Linked DNA regions of Homo sapiens: regions 1, 2 and 3 are each linked to region 4. The links are chromatin contacts, found by Hi-C or POLR2A ChIA-PET in ENCODE. All regions are on one chromosome and are shown on one strand. The core of a region is the stretch at or near the end of the contact, and the rest is flanking DNA. Distances in the headings are between cores, read along the strand shown.

Region 1 (6,400 bases), core at 1,100-3,599, 6.2 Mb after region 4:
AGCACTTTATGTACATATCTGGGGGAAAACTGGTGGGAGTAGTAACAGTGCCAAACCTAACCATCAGTAGAGAACGACTGAAAATACCTGAACCACAATTTTTACTACTCAAACATTTCCCTCAAAATAAAAAACATTTAAGAAAACTAGAAGACAAAAAAAAAAAAATTCCTCAAATCTTTACTTTTTTTTTTTTTCTTCGAGACAAGAGTCTCGCTCTGTCGCCCAGGCTGGAGTGCAGGGGCAAGATCTCTGCTCACGGCAAGCTCCGCCTCCCGGGTTCAAGCCATTCTCCTGCCTCAGCCTCCCAAGTAGCTGGGACTACAGGCGCCTGCCACCACGCCCGGCTAATTTTTTGTATTTGTTAGTAGGGACGGGGTTTCACCGTCTCTGGATGGTCTGGATCTCCTGACCTCGGTGATCCACCCGCCTCGGCCTCCCAAAGTGCTGGGATTACAGGCGTGAGCCAACGCGCCCGACCCAAATCTTTACTTTTAAAAATCTGTTGATAATGACACAATTTAACAACATCAACCATGTGAAAGTGTGTAATCTTTATTAGCATCCAGAATAAAGTAATCTAGGAAGTCTACCTTTAACAGTAGGCAACAAGTTATCAGATCCTTTTGCTACACTTTTGTTTTTCAACAAATTTAAGACACACACTTCCCACCTCAGTATCACTGATAAGTGGCTTTATTAAAATAAGTTAACATTTTCCTATTCAATACTTCTAACAATCAATATTTTAAAAATGGAATTTTCTCAGAATCAACTATCTCATTTACAATTAGGATAATCCTTTTTTATAATTTTAAACATCCAGGAGTTCATACAGTGGCTAAACTATAAGACCACCAACATTCCTGGAGTGTCAAAAGTAACTATACTTCTAGAATACGCCTCATAATATTAAAATATTTTGTGTATGAGATCAGAGCTGGAGTCCCGGTCAACTGTGGAGAATGGCCAATTCCAGCCTCCAAAATAAAGGCGGGGGTGGCGGTGTTGGGGGGGGGGAGGGGAGTCGCGCAGCAGAGAAAAGACGTAAGGGTGGAGAGGGACTTTCAAAATGCCCCAGTGCCACGGTTAACTATAACCTGGTTAATAAAATCTAAGCCAATGCTCTCAAGACGAGGAGGGCCACAGGCAGGGGAAACCGAGAATTAACTCATAGGCTGAGACTAAGTTATTCCACTTTCCATGTAACAGCGCCCCCCACAACTCCCCGTCTGCCCCAGAGTTAAGATTCCAAGGGGCAGCCCCCCCTCCTCAAACACACTAAAGAAGGGACACCAGAAAACAGCAAGTATAAGGGCCATCAACCACATCTTTTCCTTTCTCCCTCGAGAGAACATGAGTAATACCCTCAAATTCCAAATCCCCGCCAAAAAATAAAGAAACGCGCGCATCATGGGCCTACAATTTCTTTTCCCGCCCAGAGCCTGCCTGGGAAAGCCCCTGACCCAGAGAGTTGGGGGAAAGGCGGCCCAAACCACACGTGTGCGCCGCAAGGCTGGGCCTGTCTCAGCCCACTTCCCGTCGCCACCCCCAACGGCCTGAGCTCCCCCGGAGCCTCACTCGGGCCTTTCCTCAGGCCCTCCTGTCTGCTCCACGTGGGGCGCCGGGGCCTCGAACCGCCCGTCCCCTCCAGCCGAGTTTCCCCACCCGCCAGGCCACCGCGGCGTCGGGGTCCCATACCTGATGCTGTTGTCGCCCCTGCTGGTAAGGCTTAATTGGCCCCTGGTGGCAACGCCGCGTCCGGATCTTGCCGCCACCGCCCCCTCCGACTCCTCCGGCTCCCGAGGCCATGGCGGAGCCTCCGCCGCTTCCCGCTCCGGGGCGGGTAAGGGGGCGGGAGAGGCAGAGGCGGAGGCCTTAGAGAGCCTCCCCCGCCGCCCGGCCCCGGCCCAAAAGTCCGCCCGCGCTGTCCACACAGTGGGCACAAGCACCCCAGGAACCGCGAGGTTGCGAGCAGGAGCGGAGAGAGGGTGAGTGCTGGCAGCGGGGAAGGGGGTGGCGGCCGCAGAGGCCGAGGAGGCTCCGGTCCGGCCGCCTCTGCGGACCCCCGCCTCTGTGTGTGTCACGGTCTCTATGGAGATCTCCCGCAGAGGACAGCACGAACAGTTCCCCGCGGTGCTGAGGCCTAACTCGACCGCCGACTGGTGGGAGTTCTTCCGTCGCCCTAGCCGTAGCTGCCGCAGTTGAAGCCGCTGGCGACGCCCGCCTACCCCTCCCCTGTGCGCACAGCGCCCGCCCCGCCGCCGTCGTCGTCGTCGTCCCTGCAGCCTCCGCCGCCGTTGCGCCTATTACCCCTGCTAAGGCGGCTGCCGCGGTCGCGAGCCAGAATGTCGTCACTCATCGGCGCCCGACGCATTTGCATCATCATGCTGCGACGAGCTGATAGGCAAAGAGGAAGGGCTGGTCGAGTCCACGCTCTCGGCCGCGCGGCACGCTGGGAAACGTAGTTCAACAACGGAACGCGGCTTCTCGGAAAGGAAGAGGGACGGGGAAGGAGATCTCCGGGGCGCCGCAGAGGCACAAAGCCAAGGGGTACTTTTGCTGTTCTTGGCTGTAAATTAGACTTTGAAAAGACACTTAACATAAAAACAGTAACCTCTTCCCATTCTCCTTCTCCCTGTCGGTTGGTTAAGTAGGCAGGAAGTAAGCAGACAGTAAAATCAAAGACAAGAGCTAATGATTTAAGAAGGAGGAAAAAAAAATCTGTGGTTGAAAAATAAAGTCCATGATCCTTAGAATTAGAAAATATATACGGCTTCATTAATGTTTCTTTAAACATATAAAGGTTTTGTTGCAGACACACGGGGCTGGAATTCTGGTTCTGCCACCCAACCTATTTGACCTTGGATGAATCAAAACCGTCTGAGCCTTAGCTTCCTCCTCCATAAAATGGGAGCTTTAAAATCCACCTTATAAAGCTGTTGTGAGGAGCAGACGTGATCATCTATGGAGAGCATGTATATTTGCTAATAGACGAAAAATGCGATGAATGATTACAATTATAACCCATGCAGTCAGCTAACATTAGGGGTAAGTGATATATCCTTAACAATAAAAGTATACTATATTTGCTCCAAATATTTAGGAAACTGAGTAAGTGAGCTAGACTCAAAGACTGAATCCACAAAATGTATATTCTAGGAGTTGACGATTAGAAAGGTCCTGGTGATCACATAGTCCAACCCTCTCATTCAACCAACCAGACAAGATGTCCAGAGAAATTTAGGTGGCACAATCAATGACACTGAGATGGGTAATCAAAGCCAGGACTATAACCCAACTTTTCTGTAAGAGCTAAAGACAAATAGCCAAATGATTAGGGAGGAAAAATATGTTGTGAAAAATCTTAGACTTACTATAAATCTTTTTTTTTCTTTCTTTCTTTCTTTCTTTTTTTCTGAGAGACAGAGTCTTGCCCTGTCGCCCAGGCTGGAGTGCAGTGGCGCGATCTTGGCTCACTGCACCCTTTGCCTCCCAGGTTCAAGCTATTCTCCTGCCTCGGCTTCCTAAGTAGCTGGGACTACAGGCGTGCACCACCACGCCCAGCTGATTTGTGTATTTTTAGTAGAGATGGGGTTTCGCCATGTTGGCCAGGCTGGCCTTGAACTCCTGACCTCAAGTGATCCACCCGCCTTGGCCTCCCAAAGTGCTGGGATTACCCGTGTGAGCCGCCACGCCCAGCCTATTTACTATAAATCTCCCACTTACTAGCTGTGTAGCCTTGGGGAAGTTACTGATCCTGTTTCTTTCTTTTTTTTTTTTTTTTGAGACGAAGTTTTTTCCTCTTGTTTTGCCCAGGCTGGAGTGCAATGGCGCAATCTCAGCAACCTCCACCTCCTGGGTTCAAGCGATTCTCCTGCCTCAGCCTCCCGAGTAGCTGGGATTACAGGCATGTGCCACGACGGCCGGCTAATTTTGTATTTTTACTAGAGATGGGGTTTCTCCATGTTGGTCAGGCTGGTCTCGAACTCTCAATCTCAGGTGATCTGCCCACGGCCTCCCAAAGTGCTGGGATTACAGGCGTGAGCCACCGCGCCCAGCCCACTGATCCTGTTTCTAAGCTTCGTTTTTTTCATCAGCAAATAGAGCGAATATTGACCTCACAGGGTAGTGGTCTGGTGAAAGGATTAATGTATATCTAGTTCATAGTAACTGCTTAGATAGAAAGCATCCAATATCAACCATCAATCAGATATAAATAATTAGTTCCAAGACATTTATACTATCTCCACAATCAAACTGCACAATTCAGGTTCATTGTTTAAATCATACAAGTGAAATTGTAAAGCCAGTCTTCTAGTACCTTTGAACTTGTACCTTTCAGCGCCTAAAGAAACTATGCTATACCAAGCATAGGTGTACACATCAATGGCTTTCAGTGGCACCTCTGACCATAACCATCAAGATCAAGACAAGTTGCCAAATATGATAAACAAAATTAATCTATTTTCCGCTGTCTCATCCTAGCTTCATGCCTCCTCCCACCACTAACTTCCCACTAAATTCTCCAGGTATGCCCCCTCTTCCTCCTGAAGCACTTCATCTTTCTTAAAGACAGTTGTTTCCCTCAGGTGCTATCTTCCTCCTATGCAGAAATCCTATTCTTCCACAAATCCATAGCTAGATATTTGACAGCCAAGTAAAGTAATTCACGATAAGCTAACTCATAGGGAAGATCTGTACCTGAATCTTTAATTGGGTTATACGTAGAGGAGATTAAACCATAGCCACATCCCATCTGCCCTCTTCACTCTATGAGACCCAGAGTTTCCACCACAGAACAGAGGACTGACTGGAATCAAAGCTCACCCCTTTCTTGGAGGCTATTCTTTGATGTGCTGGACACCCTTCACAGCCAACCTTTGAAAGGAAGAGAGACGCGAAAGAATTGGGCCAAATGTAGACAATGCTTCAGAAATAGAAGATTGGTAGAACTTGAGGAGATATGGGAAAATCCACATTCCTTTTACCCATGCTCTCAACTTTTTACCCATTTCCACAATTATTTTATTTCTTGGAAGTAAAATAGTATTTGAGGGAACTATAATGCATTAATCTCACATTCATGTGATTGAGTCATTGGAAGCCGTGCCAGGCTTGAGAGCAGAGAAGGAATAAAGAGACAGGAGGAAATCTGCATTCAACCTGGACCTAGTTTTTTCAGCCAAATAAATGGCATATTGGGAGACACTGCAATTCATGAAAAGCTTGTTGCTACAATAGTCCTCCTCTGCCAAGAAACTTCTTTATTTTGTTCCCCATATAATATAGTAGAAAGTGGCCGAGCACAGTGGCTCACACCTGTAATCCCAGCACTCTGGGAGGCCAAGGCGGGTGGATCACTGGAGGTCAGGAGTTCGAGACCAGCCTGGCCAACATGGTGAAACCTGTCTCCACTTAAAAAAAAAAAAAAAAAAATTAGCTGGGCGTGGTGGTGCTCACCTGTAGTCCCAGCCACTCGGGAAGCTGAGGCAGGAGAATCGCTTGAACCATGGAGGTGGAGGTTGCAGTGAACTGAGATCATGCCACTGCACTCCAGCCTGGGCCACAGAGTGAGACTCCATATCAAAAAAATTAAAAAATTAAAACAACAAATATATATATATATGTATATATATATATGTAACCAGCTGCCAATTATAAATTAGCAAATAGGCTGCTGACCCATCTCTAATAGATAAGGAGTATCCACTAATTAAAAGTGAAATACAATTTAGTCTAAACCCAACCTAGATTGAAAAAGAGCCATCATACATTCTTCAGAAGGTACTAATACAATTCTGGCCAAAAGAATGTTTAAAGATGACAAGTACAAGAAGTTACGAAATTTTATGTAGTTATTCCACCTTACCAAAACAAAATGAGGTATCTGCTGTGATGTCTATTAAAACAAATTATCACACTCATGCACAGCATAACAATGTTTCAATCAACAATGGGCCCAATATACAATGGTGGTCCCATAAAGAGCTGAAAAATTCGTATTGCCTGGTGATACTGTCTTTGTCCTAAGGTCTTATTGCAACACATTACTCACGTGTTTGTGGTGATGCTGGTATAAACAAACCTACTGTGTTGCCATTTGTGTAAAAGTGGAGTATGTACAATTATGTACAGTACAGAATACTTCATAATGATAAGTGGCTGTTTCTGGTTTATGTATTTACTATACCTTTTTTTTTTTTTTAACAGGCACTCCTTGCCATTTCCTGTTGCTACCATACTTTATTATTTTAAAGTGTATTCCTGGTCAGGCATGTGGCTCACACCCATAATCTCAGCACTTTGGGAAGCCAAGGCAGGAGGATCACTTGAGGCCAGGAGATTGAAACCAGCCTGGGCAACATAACGAGACCCCTTCTCTACAAAGAAATGAAAA
Region 2 (6,308 bases), core at 919-3,418, 6.1 Mb after region 4:
AAAAAAAAAGAATGACCCTGGGCATTGTTGGAACTCAGAAAACCATACCCCAAAATGAAGACCTCAGAAGCAAAAGATTTTTCCCACCTTCTCCAACCCTCCTGTCTCAATCCCATTCTTCCCCCCACCCCCACCCACAAGGCTAGTCATAGAAACTGGAATCCGTCTTTCCCAAAGCAGGGCATAGAAACCAAAACCCCACCCTTTCCCAAAGCCAGCCACAAACCTAAAAATATTACTCTAACCTCCCTGCACCCCTTTCTGTGCAAATATTGGACATAGAGAAATTATCTGGCAGAGCGCAGTGGCTCACGCCTGTAATCCCAGCACTTTGGGAGGCCGAGGCGGGTGGATCACCTGAGGTCAGGAGTTCAAGACCAGCCTGGCCAACATGGTGAAACCCCGTCTCAACTAAAAATACAAAAAAAATTAGCTGGGCGTGATGGCGGGCGCTTGTAATCCCAGCTACTTCGGGAGGCTAAGACAGGAGAATCACTTGAACCTGGGAGGGGGAGGTTGCAGTGAGCCGAGATCGCACCATCGCACTCCAGCCTGGGCGACAAGAGCAAAACTCTGTCAAAAAAAAAAAAAGAAGGAAAAGAAAAATTATCTGACCTACCTTGTTTAACTGTTGTAGGCCACAGCCCCCATTCCAGAGGGTCCTGTTCCATACCCAGAAGGAATGAATGCTGCAGACAGGCCAAGGAGAATCCAGATAGGCCTTGCTGGGTTTCTTGCCTGTTTGCATCAGAGTGTTTTTTGTCCAGTCATTTTTTTTGAGACGGAGTCTCGCTCTGTCGCCCAGGCTGGAGTGCGGTGACGCAATCTCGGCTCACTGCAAGCTCCGCCTCCCGGGTTCACGCCATTCTCCTGCCTCAGCCTCCTGAGTAGCTGGGACTACAGGCGCCCGCCACCACGCCTGGCTAATTTTTAGTATTTTTAGTAGAGACGGGGTTTCACTGTGTTAGCCAGGATGGTCTCGATCTCCTGACCTTGTGATCCGCCCGCCTCAGCCTCCCAAAGTGCTGAGATTACAGGCGTGAGCCACCGCGCCCGGCCTTGTCCAGTCATTTTTTTATACGGCTGTCCATGCTTTGTTGAACCTAAGCATACAAATACACGATTTCCCTTGTTATCTTTGGGTCTTCATTCTGAAGGCTCCCGTGTCACATAAAACGATGGTCAAATCAATGTCTATGTCTTTTCTCCTATTAACTGCCTCCTGTCAGTGACTTTCAGCGAAACTTCAGAAGGTGAAGCGGAAGTTTTCCTTTGGCCCGGACAGCATCATCATTAATATCATTAATAAATATTCCCACAGTATTTGGCCCTTGTATGTCCTTTGTATGGTGCTGGGGATACAATAACATATCGCTGCAGAGATTTTCAAATGTAAAAGAAGAGAGATTATACTGATTTAAAAGCTAGATTCTGTCCTCACCCTGGAGCTAGTCTGCATTTACGAAAACTTACTTTCCACTGCGGTAGACAGACGCTTTCTACTCCAGCGCAACTGTGCCTTTCCTCAAATCTAGTCTCAAATTTAGGTTCCTTTTCATTTTCTGTTATGGAAAGGCCCTCAGCGTATCCCAGGCTTTGGAGCCTTTTGTTAGTAGTCTGGCCCATGCATAATTTCCCCTTCCTCTGAATTATACATAGCACCTCACTAGTTATATTTTAATACACTTTCCTATGTCTCAGTGGTAGTTTCCTATATTAATATATATCCCAGTTTAGTTTGGCTTTTAATTTCTTTTCTTCTAAGGGGATAGATGCGTTCTGTACCACCTTCTCGAGTACTAATGGTTAACTGGAATGAACACAAGCAACAAACCCTCCGGCCTGGATCCCAAAACAACAGTCGCGGTTCTGCAACAGAAAAGGCTGCGCTGGCCCTGGGACCTGTCTCGGAAATACTCCTCATCCATCTAGTTTCTCCCAGGACAACTAGGCCCAACCCCACGGGAATATACAGAGAGGCCTCGGGTCACAGACTTAAAGCTGTAAAAGGGAGGAGGCGACGGTCTGGTCCCAGTCACCGACCAGCCACCGACTACTAGGGCCCGAACCCGGGACTGCAGACGCACCTCCCCGCCCTCCCTTCCCAGCTCCGCCTGGCGGCGGGCGTTGCTCCTGAGGGGCGGGGCTTCCGCTTCCGGCGGGGGATTGTTGACGCCTGCGGTTGCTGCGGTGGTGACGGGGCTGTTGGGGAGGGGCCATTGGGGGAGGGAAACGGAGCAGTGACAGGTATCCCAGAGGGTGCTGCTGAGGCGACGATGGCCGAGGGGCCCGAGGAAGCCCGAGGCCACCCTCCCGGGCAGGACGATGGCGGAGGGGACCACGAGCCCGTCCCTTCCCTGAGAGGCCCTCCTACCACCGCCGTCCCATGCCCCCGCGACGACCCCCAGGCCGAACCCCAGGCCCCGGGCCGGCCCACAGCCCCGGGCCTCGCGGCTGCCGCCGCAGCCGACAAATTGGAGCCGCCGCGCGAGCTCAGGAAGCGCGGGGAGGCGGCCTCCGGCTCCGGTGCAGAGCTGCAGGAGCAGGCGGGCTGCGAGGCGCCCGAAGCCGCGGCGCCACGAGAGAGACCAGCTCGGCTGAGCGCCCGCGAGTACTCCCGGCAAGTGCACGAGTGGCTGTGGCAGTCCTACTGCGGCTACCTCACCTGGCACAGCGGCCTGGCCGCCTTCCCAGCCTACTGCAGCCCCCAGCCCTCCCCGCAGAGCTTCCCTTCGGGCGGCGCTGCAGTCCCCCAGGCCGCGGCGCCGCCGCCCCCGCAGCTGGGCTATTACAACCCCTTCTACTTCCTGAGCCCCGGGGCCGCGGGGCCTGACCCGCGGACAGCTGCCGGCATCAGCACCCCTGCTCCAGTCGCGGGCCTGGGACCCCGGGCTCCTCACGTGCAGGCGTCGGTCCGGGCCACTCCAGTGACGAGGGTAGGATCCGCAGCCCCTTCGCGAAGCCCGAGCGAGACCGGGCGACAGGCAGGTGAGAAGCGCGAGGTGGAGGCTGGGCGGAGTAGAAGGGTTTTCGGGGGCCTGTGGGGTAGAGCTGGCACGCTTTTTAGACCTGTAACTGCTGCTTCTACTCTGATTGACTATCCTGCCCGTTCAGTTCACTAGCTATCGTTTGTCCAGGCCCTAAATTCCCAAAATGTACAAGGAGGCAATACAGTTTCTTCTTCCTTTAGACCTGGCACTCCAAATTGACTCCCTTACTCATGGGACTAGTTGTTTATTCGTGAAAAGAAATTGCTCTTCAAACCATCCTCTTCCTTTGGTTTTCACGCTCTGCAGTGAGGGCCAAAGCTAAATTCGCAAATGGCAAACCCACTTTTGGAGGGGCTCGACTGGTAATGCTGAAAATTATTCAGACATTGGCTACTTAGGACAGTGGAACTGAACGGATATAAAAGGAGATCGACATGGATACAAGTGGAGTTAGGAAGTTTTGATTGGGTCAAAGCTTCACTTCATTTGATCAATATCTTGTATATTGTGTAATTGTTTTTGCTTCTGTGTGTGAACTAGAATATTTTGAATTAGTTACACTTCTTAGTTTACTATTTAAACTATTAGACTTTTAGTTTATTTTAGTTAGCCACAGATAGATGGGACAAGAACTAGTTGATGCCTCTGATCCCAGTCAGAATTTAGGATGACAGATTGATACTCACTGGGTTTATTTTAAAGAAAGCAAAACAAACTAAAAAACGGGTGGGGGGGGATTACAGGGATTTACTTTATACTAATTGCCAATATTTAACCTTGATTTGTACTAAAAAATGTTTAATTTTGTGTGACTTAGATGTGATCACCTGGATTCTCCTCATTAGAATTCCTAGTGAAATGTAGTGGGTACCCTAATCAAATTTATCTGTGAAATCAGTTTTCTAGGGGGAAAGTGGGGAGGGTGGGGACAAGGTCTGCTTCTATCGCCCAGCCTGGATAGTGCAGTGGCGATCTTGGCTCCCTGCAGCCTCCGCCTCCCAGGTTCAAGCCGTCCTGCCACCTCAGCTTCCCTAGTAGCTGGGACTAAAGGCATGCGCCACCACGCCCGGCTAATTTTTGTATTTTTTGTTGAGACGGGGTTTCGCCATGTTGGCCAGGGCCAGACTGGTCTCGAACTCCTGGCCTCAAGCAATCTGCCCGCCTCGGCCTCCTAAAGTGCTGGGATTACAGACGTGAGTCACTGCACCTGGCCGTGTGAAATCAATTTTTAAACGTTAAGGTGATGAAAGCAAACTTTAAGCTCAGTAAATAGTGGATTCTCTGTTACTCTATTTTAGTAACATGGATTCTTGGTGGAATCAATATCAATAGTTGCTGCACGGTTATAAATATTTTTTATTAAGTTGTACCTTGACTTTCTTTAGCAATTCATTACATGGCTTGTGTTCCAAGGCTTATGTGAAATGATTCGTTTTTCCTAACTTTTTTTTTTTTTTAATTTACAGGCAGAGAATATGTTATTCCATCCTTGGCCCACAGATTTATGGCAGAGATGGTGGATTTCTTTATTCTCTTCTTTATAAAAGCAACCATTGTCTTAAGCATTATGCACCTCAGTGGGATAAAGTAAGTTGAGGACATTTGCAGAAGGGTTTTAATTTCTACTGTTTAATGATCTTGTTTTATTACATTCTGTTTGTCTACACGTGACTATATGGATAATGGGCTTGTCAGTGTCATGATTTCTTTATAAGAGCTTTGTTAGATTTATTGTTTTCTTGTTGATTTTAAGAAATAACTAGAAAGGAAAAAAAATAGCTTACTGAATTCTATAAGATGTGTGGGAATCTCACCTATCAAAAATAGGTAAAAAGAGCCTCCAAACCTGCTTTGATTTTATTCACCTATTCTTTTAGGCCAGGAACTAATTTACCTCTCACTATCCTGTTCCCTCTTGCTATCTTGTGGAGTCTCTAAAGACAAAGGTATAAAGAGCTTTTGGTAGGTGAATTAATAATCAACTAGATGGCATTTCCAAATGGGATTGCACATACTGTGGGGCAAGTCCCAAGTGAACTTCAAAGTGAGACGTTTATTTGAGTAATCCTTCCAGATTAACAATAATCATAATAGCAGTTACCACTTCCTGAGTACTTTCTATATGCCATGTATTGAGCTTGCTCACTTCTTTATGTGGATTCTTATTTAATCTTAATACCAAGATGAGGTGTAGAGATTAATACCACCATTTTATAGAGTTTGAAATTTGGGTTTATGAAAAGTTGAGCACAGAACCTAAAATGTTACAAAGGTAGTAAGTGACAGAGTCAAGATACAAGCCTGTGCAGTCAAATTTCAGGGTCCTTGCCAGAAACCTGTTACTGTGATTCCTCCCTGTCCCTCCCTCTCACTCCACTCCACATCCAGTGAAATACCAACTCCTTTATGTTCAATTTTCTGAATAGCTTTCAACCCCAGACCTCCTCACTGCCAGATCATTTTTCTTTTTTTGAGACAGAGTCTTGCTCTGTCACCCAGGCTGGAGTGCAGTAGTACAATTATGGCTCACTGCAGCCTTGATCTCCTGTGCCCAAGTGACACTCCCACCTCAGCCTCACAAGGAGCTGGGACCACAGGCATGCTCCACCATGCCTAGCTAATTAAAAAAAAAAATTGTTTTTTGTAGAGATGGGGTCTCCCTATGTTGCCCAGGCTGGTCTCAAACTCCTGGGCTCAAATGATCCTCCTGCCTTAGCTTCCCAAAGTGCTGAGATTACAAGCATGAGCCACCACACCTGGCCCATTTTTTATCATCATTGCTTCTCCCTACTCCGATTACTGTCGTCTCTTGCTTGGATTATAGCAGAAGCCTTCTAGTGGTAACTCAGTCTCCTGTTTTATCTCAATCCAGTCTCTGATATAAAACCAAAGTGATCATAAATCCTGGTTCTGTTCCTTTCCTACCTTAAAACCCTTCAATGGTTTCTCTTTTTAAAATGTTTATTGTTTTTTTAGAGATGGGGTCTGTGTTGCCCAGGTTGCTTTCAAAATCCTAGGCTCAGGCGATCCTCCCACCTCAGCCTCCCAAAGTGCTGGGATTACATGCGTGAGCCACCATGCTCAGCCCCTTCAATGGTTTCTCTTTACCAGCAGGATAAAGTCTGAATTTCATCATGTGGTTTATACTCAGGAGGCTGTCTCAACCTCCCAAGTAGGTGGGACTGCAGGTGCATACCACCACACCCTGCCTTTATTTCTTAATCACTGCCACCTCTCACATTTAGTATATGAGCCACACCAAACTGCTTACAGCTTCTATCATATTCTCTCTTTCTCCAAGACATTCTCTCCTGCTGT
Region 3 (6,268 bases), core at 600-3,099, 6.7 Mb after region 4:
ACAAACAAAAAATTGGAGAAAAAGTGCAGAGCCTCTTTGGCTAGCAGCGAGATAGTGCAGCCAATTTTGTTGTTGTATTAAAAATAATTTTAAAATAACATGTTGTTAAGCAATAGTTTATGTGAAAACTTATATTTAAAAAGCCATGCTTTACTTAAATATGCCCTTCTTAGGGCACATACCACTTTAAACAAACAAAAGGCACACCTTGTAATCTTAACCCAGATTGTGACCACAGGCTGGTTGAGGCTTAAAAAAAATCCGGGTTTAGGAAGAGCGCTTCAACCTCTTCCCAAGTGTGGCTGAGTCGTAAACATATACGAAATAACCGCAGACTAAGCTAATATCAAAGAATGCTAAGAGATGCGACTCGGATTTTTAAATGTTTGGAAACATGTCAAGAAGCGGGTACACCTGAAACAGACACTGCATGCATCCTGGATAAACTGCCGCAGCACACTCCTCTATTCAGTCAAGTTTCCGTTTCACACCTCCAGTCAAATCAGGGCTCATATCGCCCTCCCTTAAAACAGACACAGGTTCGAAACCGAGACAGTGCTGGGCTCACATTTAACTTTCTTTCAGAGTTCACTTTCTTCATTTTTAACTACTTTCTCAAGTAGCAACAGCTTTCACCGCTGTTTGCCAGGGAGGGAAACTTTTTGGTAAATGTAAAAATATTCGAAAGTATTCAAATACTTCCGGGTCTAGCCTTATAACTTCAGTCTTAACGGGCTGCACCAAGACCTTACAATAACTTCAAAAGGCAAAAGATGTGTAATGAAAAGGACAAAATTAGAACATCCACTTAGCAACTTCAAAGGTGCACACACACAGGTAAAAAAAAAAATCAAATCCAAGACCTACAAACTTCCCGTCAAATGATGAAATGTTAACGAACGTTTAGAGCGGACGAGAAGTCGGCTGCACTCCAATACATCTCTACCACGCTAACAAATACTTTAAAAACCGGAATACACAAAGTCAATTCTACGCCATCGCTCAAAACAAAAGCAGATAAATTGTGCACACATTCTCGCTGAAAATCACTCCGACTTCACGCCTCTAAACACCAAAAGAGCAAGAAAACTGTTTCCTGGGTGAAAAATACAAAAAAACTTCGGTCTGAAAAATTCATCAGTTGGGATGCGACTCCCCCCACCTTTTTCCTCCTCCTCCTCCTCCTCGTCGTCCTCGTCCTCTTCCTCCTCGCTCTCCTCTCTGGGACCGGGCATTTCGGGTTCTTTCTCGGACGCGGGCTGGGTGGGGGTTCCCTCCCCCTCCGCAGCAGGGGCCGAGGCGGACATGCTGTGAACCTGCATGCGGGAAGAAAGCCGGACGTCTCGGTCCTCCTACTCCCGCAGGCAGGACCGGGCGGCCACCCTGAATGATGCTACCCTTCCCGCGGGACACCTGCCCTGAAAGTTGCCTCCTCCCATAGCCGGGACCGCAGCGCTCAGTCCCCAGGGGCGGCTTCCCTCCCGCTCCGCCGCCGCCGTCCAGGGATTCCCGAGGCGGGAAACCGCGCCCGCTGCCCCGCGTGCGCGCGCGCCCGCCCGGCCTGCGCTGTTCCCGGCCCGGCCCGAGCTGCCGGCCCTCCACGTCCCCTCCCCCGCCCCAGGCCGCCGTCCAAATGGCCGCGTCCCTCCCCCGTCGGCCGCGGCAGGGGCGACCGGGCCTCCGGCGTCCCGAAGCAGCCCTTACCGCGGATTTCGGCCGCCGCGGGCCTGGCACGCGAGGGCACGAGGAGGTTCTGGGAGGCGGCGGCGGCCGACGCCGAGGAGAAGGCGCGCGGGCCGCTGTCTGGCGTGACGCTCGCGCCGCGCGCTCGGCTCCCCAGAATCAACAAGATTTTCAAAATGGCGGTTCGGGAAGGAGAGCGGGAATGCGGCGACCAATCAGGGCCGCGAGCTGGGAGTTGGCGGGCGCGGGGCGGGGGAGGCGGGGCGGCCGGGTGCCTCCGCGGGAAGCTCGGGCGGGCGGGACCGCGAGGGGTCGCCTCGGCCGCGGGCGGAGGGATGCGCGCGCGGGGCTCTCCCCGGCTGCGCCTGGAGTGTGGTCGGCGCTCGGGCCCCGGAGTGCGGGCGGGCTGTGTCCCGCGGGGCGGGCGGGAGCGGGAGGCGAGGCGGCCTGGCAGCGCGGAACGGAAGGACGCTAGGGGGCCTGCGTGTTTATTGTTTCCACGGTCGCTTCCTGGAAAAGATGATGAGCAGTCCCGGGCCGCGGAGGGGCGCGGCGGGCGCGGTAAAGAAGTTTAGAGATCTCCGAAGTCGCTATCGACAGTGTTACTCTGAGGCGGAGGAGAATTAATCAGCGGTCTCATCAATGCTCCAGAAATCATGCTGGGTGATAGATAACTCCCAAATCTGTATTTCTGAGGACCGCATCGCTTGTAAGGTGCACCGAAAGGAAAAAGATCCTACCTGCCACGTTAAAGGTTCACATAGCCAGCCACATAGATTTACACCCCTGTAAATATAAGGGGAGAGGCTCCCTCCCACCCCATTCCTTCTCCTCTCCTCTCTCACACACACTCTCTGTTTTATAATAGAGGAAATATGTTATTTGGCCGGGTCCAGACCCTTCTCCCAGAGTTCTAGGTCATCTATGCAGATGCTTTTTACACATTCAACACTGCAGACACTCAAAGCAGTATCTTCCCTGCTCAATGCTGCCTTCTTTTGTATGTGATTTCCTTTATTTTCTCCCAACTCTTCAACCACTAGCTCACCTGAAGGATCCTTGTACTCAGTGGACTTAATAGAAATGTGATCAGTGAAATTTGCCTGGACTCTGGGTTGCAGGACAAAAATTAGACATTTCCTTTGAATCTTCCCTTTTCCTTTTGTTCCCCTTCCAAAACATACGCGAATAGTGTCATTTCTACCCTCAAACGGTATGCCATTTTCCACACTATTTATCCCACTCAAATCCTATCCACACTCCACAGCTCATCTCTCCTTCTTGCTGCCTGCAACGTGGTTGGGAGTGGGGGGTTGTGTTTCACCCCTATTTGTGTTACAGCTCTTTCAATCCTACCATTTGGCAGGTCCTGAGTTCTGGTCCTGTGTCCAGGAAGAGTGAGGCACGCAAACAACTGGAGGGTGAGCAAGGTGGACAGGAGCTTCACTGAGGGACAGAACAGCTCTCCTGAGACCTGAAGTGGGTTGCTCCTTTCTGCAGGGGGGTTGTCCCGACTAGCGTCCTGCCCTCAGTGGAGAGGAGACCCATAGTGGGCAGCTCCTTTCTGCAGGCAGGTGGTCCTGACGAGTTGAGGAGACCAAAGTGGGTAGCTCCTTCCTGCAGCTGGTAGGCCTGAGCGCTGGCTGAGTCTGGGGTTTTTATGGGCTCAGAAGGGAGGAAGTGTGTGCTGATTGGCCCATGGGTGGGCCCAGAAAAAGCACCACTAGTTTTCACTCTGGGCTGCAGACTCTACCTGGAACTGGCCACCAGGCCCCCCAGGCTTCAGGCCATCCCTGGCTTGAAGGTGGGCAGGGACCTACCCCTTTCCCCCCAGGAACGTGTCTGCCTCCCACCATCAACATGTCATCCATGGCGCCCAGGCTGTTTGTGCTGAGGGGTGCCTGCAGGCCCACGCGGAGCCACCCTCAGCCCCACCAGCCTCTTTCTCGCACTTGTTGGTGCCCAAAGTCCAGAGAGGGCCAAGGCGGCAGGTGGCTGGTGTGTCAGTGCTGCCCTGAACACGTGCACACCCAGCTGGGTTGCAGCAGCGCCCGTGCCTGGCCACAACTTTGCTCCGCCTTGGAGTGGGCCCTGGGAGTGGGTAGAGAGAGGGTAGAGGCCTGGGAACAGGCACATTCTTTTTTTTTTTTTTTTTTTTTTTGAGACAGGGTCTCACTCTGTCACCCAAGCTGGAGTGCAGTGGCGTGCTCTTGGCTCACTGCAACCTCAGGAGCAGGCACTTTCAGCCTGCAGGGGCAGGGGGTTTCCTGGGCCCCCAAGAGTGCAGGGATGGCTGGGTGCAGAGCTGCGGCTGGACGGCTGCAGCTGTGCCCAGGAACATGGGTCTCCCGCCTCGCTGACGTGGTAGGGGACGGGGCTCTTGCATGTTCCTGGCGCCCGCTGTCTCTGAGGAGTGGGCAGCTCTGGCCACGCCTTCCATACTGCAGCTGGCATCCCCTCAGCAGCTGCTCCAGACAGGCTGTCACTGCCATCAAGACAACGAGCAGGTGAATATATATTCTATGACAATTAGTGATAGCAGTAAAGCAAGTTAAAGAAGATAGGAAGTACCAGTAGGGTGGATGGGATTTTGTTTTATATATTCAACAATGAAGCAATGACTTATTAATAAGATGACATTTGAAGAGATCCTAAGAAAATGGGAGATCTGAAGACCCACTAGGTTATTCCAAAGAATGCTCTAAAGTTTTGGATGTGGGGCACGAGAGTCAGGTAGAAATCAGTGATGACCTTGGGGTTTTTGGTTCAACAACTGTGAGAACAGGAGTAGCTATTCGTTGAGATGAGAAAGACTTCGGGGGTGGGGGTGGGCAGGATGGTTTTAGAGGGGAAAGTGCAGGAGGTGGGAATGAGTTGTTTTGTTTTAGACATGTTAGTTTTGACAATTCAAAATGGAGATTCAGGAGTGGCAGTTGGATTTGAGAGTCTGGCATTCAGCAGAAGAAACTCTAGCTCAAGAAATAAATATAGCAGTTGTCAACATGTAGATGGTATTTAAAGCCCTGAAACTGAATGAAATCACTAACAGGGAACATAGGTAGGGATAAGGGGATATTCAAAATTGTACCTTGGAGCTCTCCAGTGTTGAGAGGTTCAAGAGTGAGAGGGGAACCAGCAAAGGAGAAGAGAAGAGCAACTGTAGCCAGTGAAGTGGGAAGAGACTTACATGAAAATTGTGTCCGAGAAGCCAAGTGACAAAGGAGTGTTTTTGAAGGAGGGTGATCCACTGAGTCACATGCTGATAAAAGGTCAGGTAAGATGAGAACTGATAATTGACCACTGGAAATACCAATGTTGTGTTATCAGTGACATGGACTATTCTGTGGGGTGGTGAGTCTAAATGTTCCAGGAGTGGGAATACAGAGAGACAGGTAGGCAAGGAATGGATTCAGACACTCTTTCCAGGAATGTTGCTGTACAGGAAAACAAAGAAGGAGCAGTAGTTCAAAGGGAGTTTGGTTTTGAAGAAAAGAGACCCATGTTTGTATGATGATGAGAATGAATCAGTGGAGAGGGGAACATTGATGATACAAGAGAAGGAGACAGTAGCTGAAGCCAATCTACAGTAGGTAGGTCAGGTTGGGTTCTCTGTAAGCAGAAGCTGAAACAGAATTTGGGACACCAGGTGATTATTAGAGGTGAAGAACTGTGAAGGGAAGGGGGAAGAAGTAAGATTGGGCAGAGGAAGAGGTCAAACTGCAAAGCTGGCTTGACAGAGCTTCAGACAGCTACGAGGGGAGTTCTGGAGTGAGTGCTGCTCTTCAGGGTATTCTGAGTGGCTGAGCTTTTATATCGCCATACTGCTCAGTCACCGCATGCAGGCAGCCCCAGGAAGGGTGTTACCTCGACTGAAGTGATTCCACTTTAGTGGCTTTGGCAGATCCTGAAGGAGCTGACAGATGGAGGCTGCCTGCTAACTCTAGGGTCTGCAGCTGGGCAGCAGATCCTTCCTTGAAGAGGCATCTGGGTGACACATCTCCATGTCTGCCACAGGAGATGAGGGGACATGGGATCTAGTGCACAAGTAGAAGAGTTGTCCTTGAAAAGGACAATGGAAAGCTGTTCCATTGTAACAAGAGGAAACACAGAGGACATCAGTACCCATGCAGGGCAGGGGTTGGCAGATGTAAGTGGGAGTTTTTGAAGTTTTTATTTCTTTAAGTTTCTCAGTAAAATCCGGGGCAACATTATTGACAGTGAGTGAGTGTGAGAGAGACTGTTGAAGGTTTTTGGACAGGAAATGTGAAGTGATCATGTAGAAAAATGGGAGATGGATGGATTAGGGAATGTCGTAGGCTTGCCATGTAGCTGCAAGGACTCACTGGGATCAATGGCTGTAAAGTGAGAGTGAGACCAGTCAGCATTATTGTTTTTCTCCGGCCATATTCAGCTACCTGGGAGTAAGTACGAAGATGGCAACAACAGCATCCAAAAAGTGCATTTAACCAGGTTGGTATTTTGCTAGGCAGGTAAGAAAGAAGGAGAAAACGGTGAGTGAGTTGAGGATACACACAGGACAAGGAAGATAGTGATGGACCATAGAGTCTGAGCTGAGTAAGGAGGG
Region 4 (7,092 bases), core at 1,374-3,873:
TAAGTTGATACCAGTAGAGTGGGGTGCTTCTGAAAAGATACCTGAAAATGTTTTTCTCAAAAGATCAATATCATTTTATATTTTAATTGATTTTAAAAAGCTTTCCTCTAGGTTGTCTCTGGACAGTTTTAAAAATGACTAAGGCTAATGGGTGTTCCCTCACTTACATGAGAGAAATAAACCAGGAATTTTGGTTTATGAATTACGTTTGTGAATTGTTTCATGCTGAAGGGCACAGAGTTGAAAGGAAATTTTTGGATTCACTTGGGGTGGTCCCTGATTTCTGACAGGAACGTGACTAAACTCTTCCTGAATTGGTGTATTAATTCAAAATAAAAAATCTGTAGGAAAGAAATTCCAAAACTTTCATTTGTATTAACTCAGTTTTGGGTTTCATAACTCTGGCTGTTGGGAAAATGTCTAATTCTCTTAAGGATATAAGCTTCCAACACAGTCAAGATCATTACTTTTATCAAGGAAAACCTAAGTAGCCTAGAGAGTAGAGATCTTATCTTCAAATGTTACAGATAACACCTTGCACAGAACATTACAGATAGTAGATGCCAAATAAATATAGACGCCAATTAAATTGAACTGAACAGCAGGGGTGAAGTTGTTGGGCAGCAAATAACATTACTGACTTGAGACTTCATTGCTGTGTCTTTCTCATTTCCTGACATGAACACTTGGATTCTGTAAAAAATATTTATTCAGAACAAGAACAATGCTGACTTTTCTATGAAGATCATTCAGTGATTCATTCAACAAATATTTGTGGTGCAGGTGCCAGGCACTGTCCCAGGTTCTGAATATTTTCACTGCGTGCTACTGTGTTTTAAATAATAGTGTGCAATCCTAAGAACGTAAACTAACTAAAGGTTTCTGATATGAGAGTTTAATGAGCCCCTGCTCAGGGAGTTTGCTGTGAACCCTTCACTGAATGTGGTCACATTCCCTAACATCACTAATTATGTAATGCCAAGTCCCTTAAGAATATCATTAGGTAACCTGCACTTCCCCATCAAGAATCTTAAAGTGAGGGAGTTAACAGTGGGTTAAGAAAGATAATGTGGTTGCTAGAAAGAATAATAGACCAGGAATTCAGAAACTGAGCTGTGAAGTGCTGTCATCTCTGTCAAGTCACTTAATTCACAGAATCTGTTTCCCTATCTGTAAAATAAAATTAGAAAAATGTTAAAGCGCTCTTTTAGGTTTGATATTCTGTAATCTTGTTAATAGATCTAATTAAGTCTAAATTCTAGGAGGAAGATAAACTCTACATTAAGAGTTTTGGCTCAATTCCTATTAATGGTGCAAAAATTTCTCTTATGTTGTGACATCAAAAAGAAAATACAAATAAACAAAGAAATAAATGTGTATGTAAATATTATTTTAAAGTGGTCACCAAGAGCACCATTTGACAGGTAATTTGACCCTTCAGTGCTTTGTCAAATATACTTCATGATTTAGCTACAGCAGGTATTTCTTCACTTCTCTTTGTAAATTTTTCTTTATCCAGATGGCAGAGGGGTTGAAAAAAGGTGGGGGGAGGGGCTGGCTACTGCATATTTATGTTACTGCTAAAACTTAAATTTTTATTTTTTAAAGTTAGAAGGTTTCCAATTTCGAGGAGTTTAACTTGTAGTTGGATTTTAGATGCTCCTCTGGCTAACGCTGGACATGAAGACAGACAGCAAAGCGTGGGGAGAGAGATCTAGTTTAAGTTCGAGGGAAAAAAATAACAGACGCAACTTAGATAAAAGAATACTACCATCAAAAAAAGGGGGGCTAGAGCCGGCGATGGCCTTGAGGATTAGGACACCTGCCGAGCCTGGAGTAAACAGGTAATGTCAGGCAGGTCCTGGAACCCCGGGAGGCCCAAGTTCTTGCTGCGGGAAGAGGGATTAGCAGAATGATAACGCAGGTCTGTTTGTGTTTTAGGGGTTTTAACATGCATTCTGCAAGTAAGTGACCTATCCAGGTCATTCGATTCAGGCTCAGAAAAAAAACCCCGCAAATTAATATATCTAAATGCTGAGATAGTGACACCTTTTTAAAAAAGTTATACATAAGCATCTTTATCAAAAAGCATTACATTTTAAGGCAAAAATCTGAACTGTCACAGTATCCACCTCACCGAGTTCAGCAGCCCCACCTTGGGTCAGGGCTGCCCCTGCAGCGCGGGCCCCCGAAATGCCCGCACCGCCCACGCCGCCCGCACCGCGCGCACCCAGCCGGGCCAGGGCGAGGGATCCAGGTCTCCCGGTCTCTCAGGGCGCGCGCCCGGGGTCCGGGGGTGGGGGGCGTGGAGGCGGTTCCCTTGGAGCGCCCAATCAGCAGTAAGGCCCGGCGGTGGCGCCAGTGACGTAGACCGCGCTTCCCTCCGCCCCACTGCGGGCCGTCGCTCGGCGCCGTCAGCCACGCGCGCTGCAGCGCGAGGGGAGAGCGAGAAGGAGGGCTTTGGGGCCGACCGGCTGTTGGAGGGCGGCGGGTCGCGGGGAGCGGGGGAGTGAGCATGCGCAGCGGCTCCGGGGAGCGCAGGGGAGGAGGGGCCGGCGCTGAGAGGCGCGCGCGTGCGCGTGCACGAGTGGCCCGCCGGCGGCTGCGGGTGGAGGGGGCGGTTCCTCGAGTGTCGGCGACCCGAGGGCGGGCAGGCGGGCGGCAGGTGCCGCCGCAGCCTCTGGCTGGTCCCGCGTCTCCGTCCTCCGGCGGCGATGAGCTGGGCCCTGTCGGGGGCTGCACCTGCCGGCTGCCCATCAGCACCGGCCTCCTGGCGTGACCTCGGCCTCCTCGCGTGTCCAGTCCCCGCGGCGCGGCGCTGCCCCTGAGAGGGAGCGGCGGCGGCCTCCTCCGCCCCGAGTCCTCGCTCGGGGGCCGCGCGAGGACGGCGCCCGGCCCCCTCCCCTCCTTCCTCCGTCCGCCGTCCTCAATGTCTCCCCGGCGGGGAGGGGGCTGCCTGGGAGACACGCTGAGCGGCCCCCCCACGGAGGCCCTCCGGCTGCAGCAGCAGCAGCGCCCGGCCCGGCGTCCCGCAGCCTCCACCAGCGGCGGCGGCCTGGAGGAGCCGCGCACCCGCCGCCGCCCCCCGAGCCTCGCAGCCGCCGCCGCCGCCCGGCACCCGAGGAGAGGGCGGCGGGCGCCCCTCGGGGAAGATGAAGGCGGAGGGGGGCGACCACTCCATGATCAACCTGTCGGTGCAGCAGGTCCTGAGCCTCTGGGCCCACGGGACGGTGCTGAGGAACCTCACGGGTAATTGACGCGCCTGGGCTGGGGACGGGGATGCGGTCCGCCCCTCTCCTGTCTTCTCCTTCCTCGGGAGGGGACACGCTCCTCGCCGCCCCACCCCCGTGCGCGCCCCGCTCGGAGCTCCAGGTCCCGGCGAGGAAGGTGTTAATCGGAGCCACTCTGCGCGTGTCCCGGGGGCGCCGGCTCCCGCCACCCCCTTCCCTGAGTCGCCAGGGGAGCATCAGCGACCCCCGCTCCTGCCCCGCACGGGGAGAGCTCCCGGTGGCGGCCCGGCCTCTGTAGTACGCGCGGAGTAGCTTTAGTGCTGAGACTTGAGCGCATTTCGCTTTTATTCCATTACCCTCCTCCCCTCCCCCTTCTACACACATCGCTTCTTGCTATTTACATCTTTTTCTGATTTAGTTCTTTTTCTTTCTGGCAAATCTCAAGCCAAATGTAGAACCTAAAATCATTGCCCACAATGGTCGATTTACTTTTTCAACCGCTAATTTTTTGGGCGATGTAGATAACTGAGTAAATTATAGTGGGTCAGGGGCTGAGCTAAGGTCTAGTGCGGTCTAAGCGTGTTAGCTTCATATATCTCCTTCCCCTCCCATTTCCTTTTGTCTGTCTGTCTCTTTCCCTCAGGCCTCCAGCTGCTGCTTCTGAGACATTTGATAATTTTGTGTATTTCCCTTCATTTATTAAGGCTGTCAGTAATTGGCCTTATAACATCAATTTCTATTTGTAAAAGTGAGTGATAAAACACACAATATTTTTATTCAGTCTGTAGATTTGCTTTGTGAAGAAACTTCTGGTTTTGTTATGTGGAAATGCTTACATTATACTTTGAGTTCCGAATTTAAAAATTATTCTCTGAAGTAGAATTTACGAGAAAGAGATTCAGTTGCGATTTGGTGACTCCTCAGTGCCTGCTTTTCAGAGGAAAAAAATCTTAAAAAAATACTCAGAATTTAATTCTTGAAAATGTGTAAGGCAGTTAATTTCAGTAGAACATTAGTATTTCAAAATGCATTTTGTCAAACTGGTTAAAGTGTTGTGAGTATTTTACAAATATAACCTGGGTTCATATATATAACATATATATAAAGTCTGGCATGGTATAGAATACAAACATTCATAGAAGAAAATTTTATGGAATTATATACCACAAAAGACAACTTTAAGGACACTGGTTTCTTCGAATGGAAACTATACAGTTAAAGTAGATTCTGGATTGCTTCATGCTATCCTCACTTTTAAGCTGTGGTTATTTAACTTGAAACAGACTGACTTTACATGATGATTGCCGGTAAGGAATATATTGTTATAATTCTGGAAAACTAAATGGACATAAAGACCATCTCATGATTCAGTTGAATTTAGAGGTAGACTGCTTTATCTTACTTATGATTTTGCTTGCATTTATCCACTGTTTGGTATTTGAACTGTACCAGTTTTTGTTTAAGTGAAATGAAAAGTAGGGACTTAACATATATTTGTGCAGGCATACCTTGGAAAGATTGCAGGTTTGGTTCCAGAACACCACAATAAAGCAAATATTGCAATAAAGTGAGCCAAATGAATTTTTTGTTTTCCTAGTGCATGTAAAAGTTACATTTTACCTGTAGTCTTTAAATGTGAAATAGCATTATGTCTGAAAAAAAAGTACAGACGTTAATTTAAAAATACTTTATTGCTGAAAAATTGCTAACGATCATCTGAGCCTTCAGCAAGGACGTTATCTTTTTTCTGGTAGAGGGTCTTGTCTTTGTGTTGATGACTGCTGACTGATCAAGGTGATGATTGCTGGAGATTGGGATGATGGCAGTTTTCTTAAAACAGCAATGAAGTTTGCCACTAAGGAAGAGCAATAGACTCTTCCTTTCATGAAAGATTTCTCTGTAGCATGGGATGCTGTTGGGTAGCATTTTATCCACAGTAGAACTTTCAAAATTGGAGTCAGTCCTTTCAAACCCTGCTGCGGCTTTATCAACCGAGTTTATCTAATAGTCTAAATCCTTTGTTGTCATTTCCACGGTGTTCACATGATCTTCACCAGGAGTAGATTGCATCTCAAGAAACCACTTTCTTTGCTCATCCATAAGAAGCAACTCCTCATCCATTCAAACTTTATCATGAGATTGCAACAATTCAGTCACATCTTCAGGCTCCACTTCTAATTCTAGTTCTCTTGCTATTTCGACCACACCTATGGTTACTTCCTCCACTAAAGTGTTGATCCCCTCAAAGTCATCCATGAGGAATGGAGTCAATTGCTTTCCAACTCCTATGAAAGTTGATATTTGGACCTCTTCTCATGAGTCACGATTGTTCTTAAGGGCATCTGGAATGGTGACTCCTTTCCAGAAGGTTTTCAATTTCCTTTGCCCAGGTCCATCAGAGGAATCACTATCTCTGGCAGTTTTAGCCTTCTTACACAGTGTATTTCTTAAATAATAAGACTAGAAAGTCAAAATTACTCTTTGATCCATGGTCTGCAGAATGGATGTTGTGTTAGCAGTCATGAAAACAACATTGATCTACTTGGACATCTCCATCACAGCTCTTGGTTGACCAGGTACATTGTCATTGAAGAAAATACTCATTAAAATGAAAGGAATCTTTTTTTTTTCTGAGCAGTTCTCAACAGTGGGCTTCACATATTCAGTAGGCCGTGCTGTAAACTGATGTACTGTCATCCAGGCTTTTTTGTTTCATTTATAGAGCACAGCCAGGGTAGATTTAGCATAATTCTCAAGGGCGCCAGAATGGTAAATGAGCATTGGCTTTAATATAAAGTCACCAGCTGCATTAGCTCCTAAGAAGAGTCAGCCTGTCCTTTGAAGCTTGGAAGTCAGGGATTGACTTCTCTCTAGCTGTGCAAGTCCTAAATGGCATCTTCTTCTGATATAAGGCTGTTTAATCTACATGGAATATCTGTTGTTTGGGGTAGCCACCTTCATCAGTTAGCTAGATCTTCTGGATAATTTGTGCTTCTACATCAGCATTTGCTGCTTCACCTTGCACTTTTATGTTATAGAGGTGTCTTTTGTTAAACCTAAAGAACTGACATCTGCTAGTATCAAACTTTCTTTTGCAGCTTTCTCACATCCCAGCCTGCATGGAATTGAAGAGAGTTGGGGTCTTTCTCTGGGTTAGGCTTTGGCTTAGGGGAGTGTTGTAGCTGGTTTCATCTTCTATTTAGACCACTCAAACTTTCTTCATATCAGAGAGCAGTCTGTTTTGCTTTCTTATGATTTGTGTGTTCACTAGTGTAACACTTTTAATTTCCTTTAAGAATTTTTCTTTGCATTTGCAACTTGGCTGTTTGGTACGAGAGGCCTAGCTTTCAGCCTAACTCATCTTTGAACGTGCCTTCCTCATTAAGCTTTATCATCTCTAGCACTTGATTTAAAGTGAGATATCTGACTCTTTTTTTCACTTGAACACTCAGAGGCCAATGTAGGATTATTAGTTGGCCTGATTTCAATATTGTTGTATCTCAGGGAATAGGGAAACCCGAGGAGAGGGAGAGAGACTGAGGAATGGCTGGTTGGTGGAGCAGTGAGAACACACAAGATTTATCGAGTAAATTATCGAGTAAAATAGTAACATCAGAGATCACTTATCACAGATCACTATAATAATAAAATACAATAATAAAATAATAATAAGATAATAAAATTTGAAATATTGTTAGAATTACCAAAATGTGACACAAAGTGAGCCCATGCTGTTGGAAAAATGGTACTGATAGACTTGCTTGACACAGAGTTGCCTCAAACTTACCATTTGTAAAAGCCAAAATAAAGTGAAGTACAATAAAACAAGGTATGCCTGTAGATATTAATCACTGGATTAGCT

What was found. A loop is a pair of places that touch in the nucleus more often than their neighbours do. ChIA-PET counts read pairs that join two places held with the same protein, here RNA polymerase II (POLR2A). Pooled maps may share reads with other maps.
Region 1: a loop to region 4 is called in a map of CD8-positive, alpha-beta T cell, with 13 times the contacts of the local background. The contact joins the promoter of NUP153 here to the promoter of TMEM170B in region 4. A Hi-C loop is called at or near these places in 3 of 168 maps with a recorded cell type or tissue (CD4-positive, alpha-beta memory T cell, CD8-positive, alpha-beta T cell and naive thymus-derived CD4-positive, alpha-beta T cell), 1 of 37 single-sample maps with no recorded cell type and 8 of 50 pooled maps.
Region 2: a loop to region 4 is called in a map of naive thymus-derived CD4-positive, alpha-beta T cell, with 7 times the contacts of the local background. The contact joins the promoter of FAM8A1 here to the promoter of TMEM170B in region 4. A Hi-C loop is called at or near these places in 1 of 168 maps with a recorded cell type or tissue (naive thymus-derived CD4-positive, alpha-beta T cell) and 8 of 50 pooled maps. POLR2A ChIA-PET finds 5 or more read pairs at or near these places in 1 of 52 experiments (naive thymus-derived CD4-positive, alpha-beta T cell).
Region 3: a loop to region 4 is called in a map of naive thymus-derived CD4-positive, alpha-beta T cell, with 10 times the contacts of the local background. The contact joins the promoter of DEK here to the promoter of TMEM170B in region 4. A Hi-C loop is called at or near these places in 1 of 168 maps with a recorded cell type or tissue (naive thymus-derived CD4-positive, alpha-beta T cell) and 11 of 50 pooled maps.

The regions. Positions count from the first base shown.
Region 1 is chr6:17,704,576-17,710,975 of GRCh38, forward strand. NUP153 (nucleoporin 153) reads right to left here and starts at 2,350. Exons shown (of 22, transcript NM_005124.4): 1 at 1,702-2,350. The coding sequence starts at 1,812. It overlaps NUP153-AS1 (NUP153 antisense RNA 1), which reads left to right and starts at 2,468. Exons shown (of 3, transcript NR_134618.1): 1 at 2,468-2,553; 2 at 2,819-3,051; 3 at 6,214-6,400. RefSeq lists silencers at 181-340, 1,672-2,181 and enhancers at 1,768-2,462, 2,272-2,541.
Region 2 is chr6:17,598,134-17,604,441 of GRCh38, forward strand. FAM8A1 (family with sequence similarity 8 member A1) reads left to right here and starts at 2,169. Exons shown (of 5, transcript NM_016255.3): 1 at 2,169-2,988; 2 at 4,457-4,577. The coding sequence starts at 2,277. It overlaps LOC102724591 (a long non-coding RNA gene), which reads right to left and starts at 843. Exons shown (of 5, transcript XR_007059485.1): 1 at 620-843. RefSeq lists a silencer at 2,028-2,507 and enhancers at 3,574-4,074, 4,075-4,575.
Region 3 is chr6:18,262,681-18,268,948 of GRCh38, forward strand. It overlaps DEK (DEK proto-oncogene), which reads right to left and starts at 1,850. Exons shown (of 11, transcript NM_003472.4): 1 at 1,705-1,850; 2 at 1,163-1,316. The coding sequence starts at 1,307. It overlaps LOC124901270 (a long non-coding RNA gene), which reads left to right and starts at 1,852. Exons shown (of 2, transcript XR_007059486.1): 1 at 1,852-2,397; 2 at 3,050-6,268. RefSeq lists an enhancer at 974-1,525 and silencers at 1,411-1,470, 1,531-1,890, 1,931-2,210.
Region 4 is chr6:11,535,126-11,542,217 of GRCh38, forward strand. It overlaps TMEM170B (transmembrane protein 170B), which reads left to right and starts at 2,624. Exons shown (of 3, transcript NM_001100829.3): 1 at 2,624-3,249. The coding sequence starts at 3,153. RefSeq lists silencers at 2,088-2,917, 2,948-3,107, 3,208-3,287, 3,298-3,577 and an enhancer at 2,917-3,418.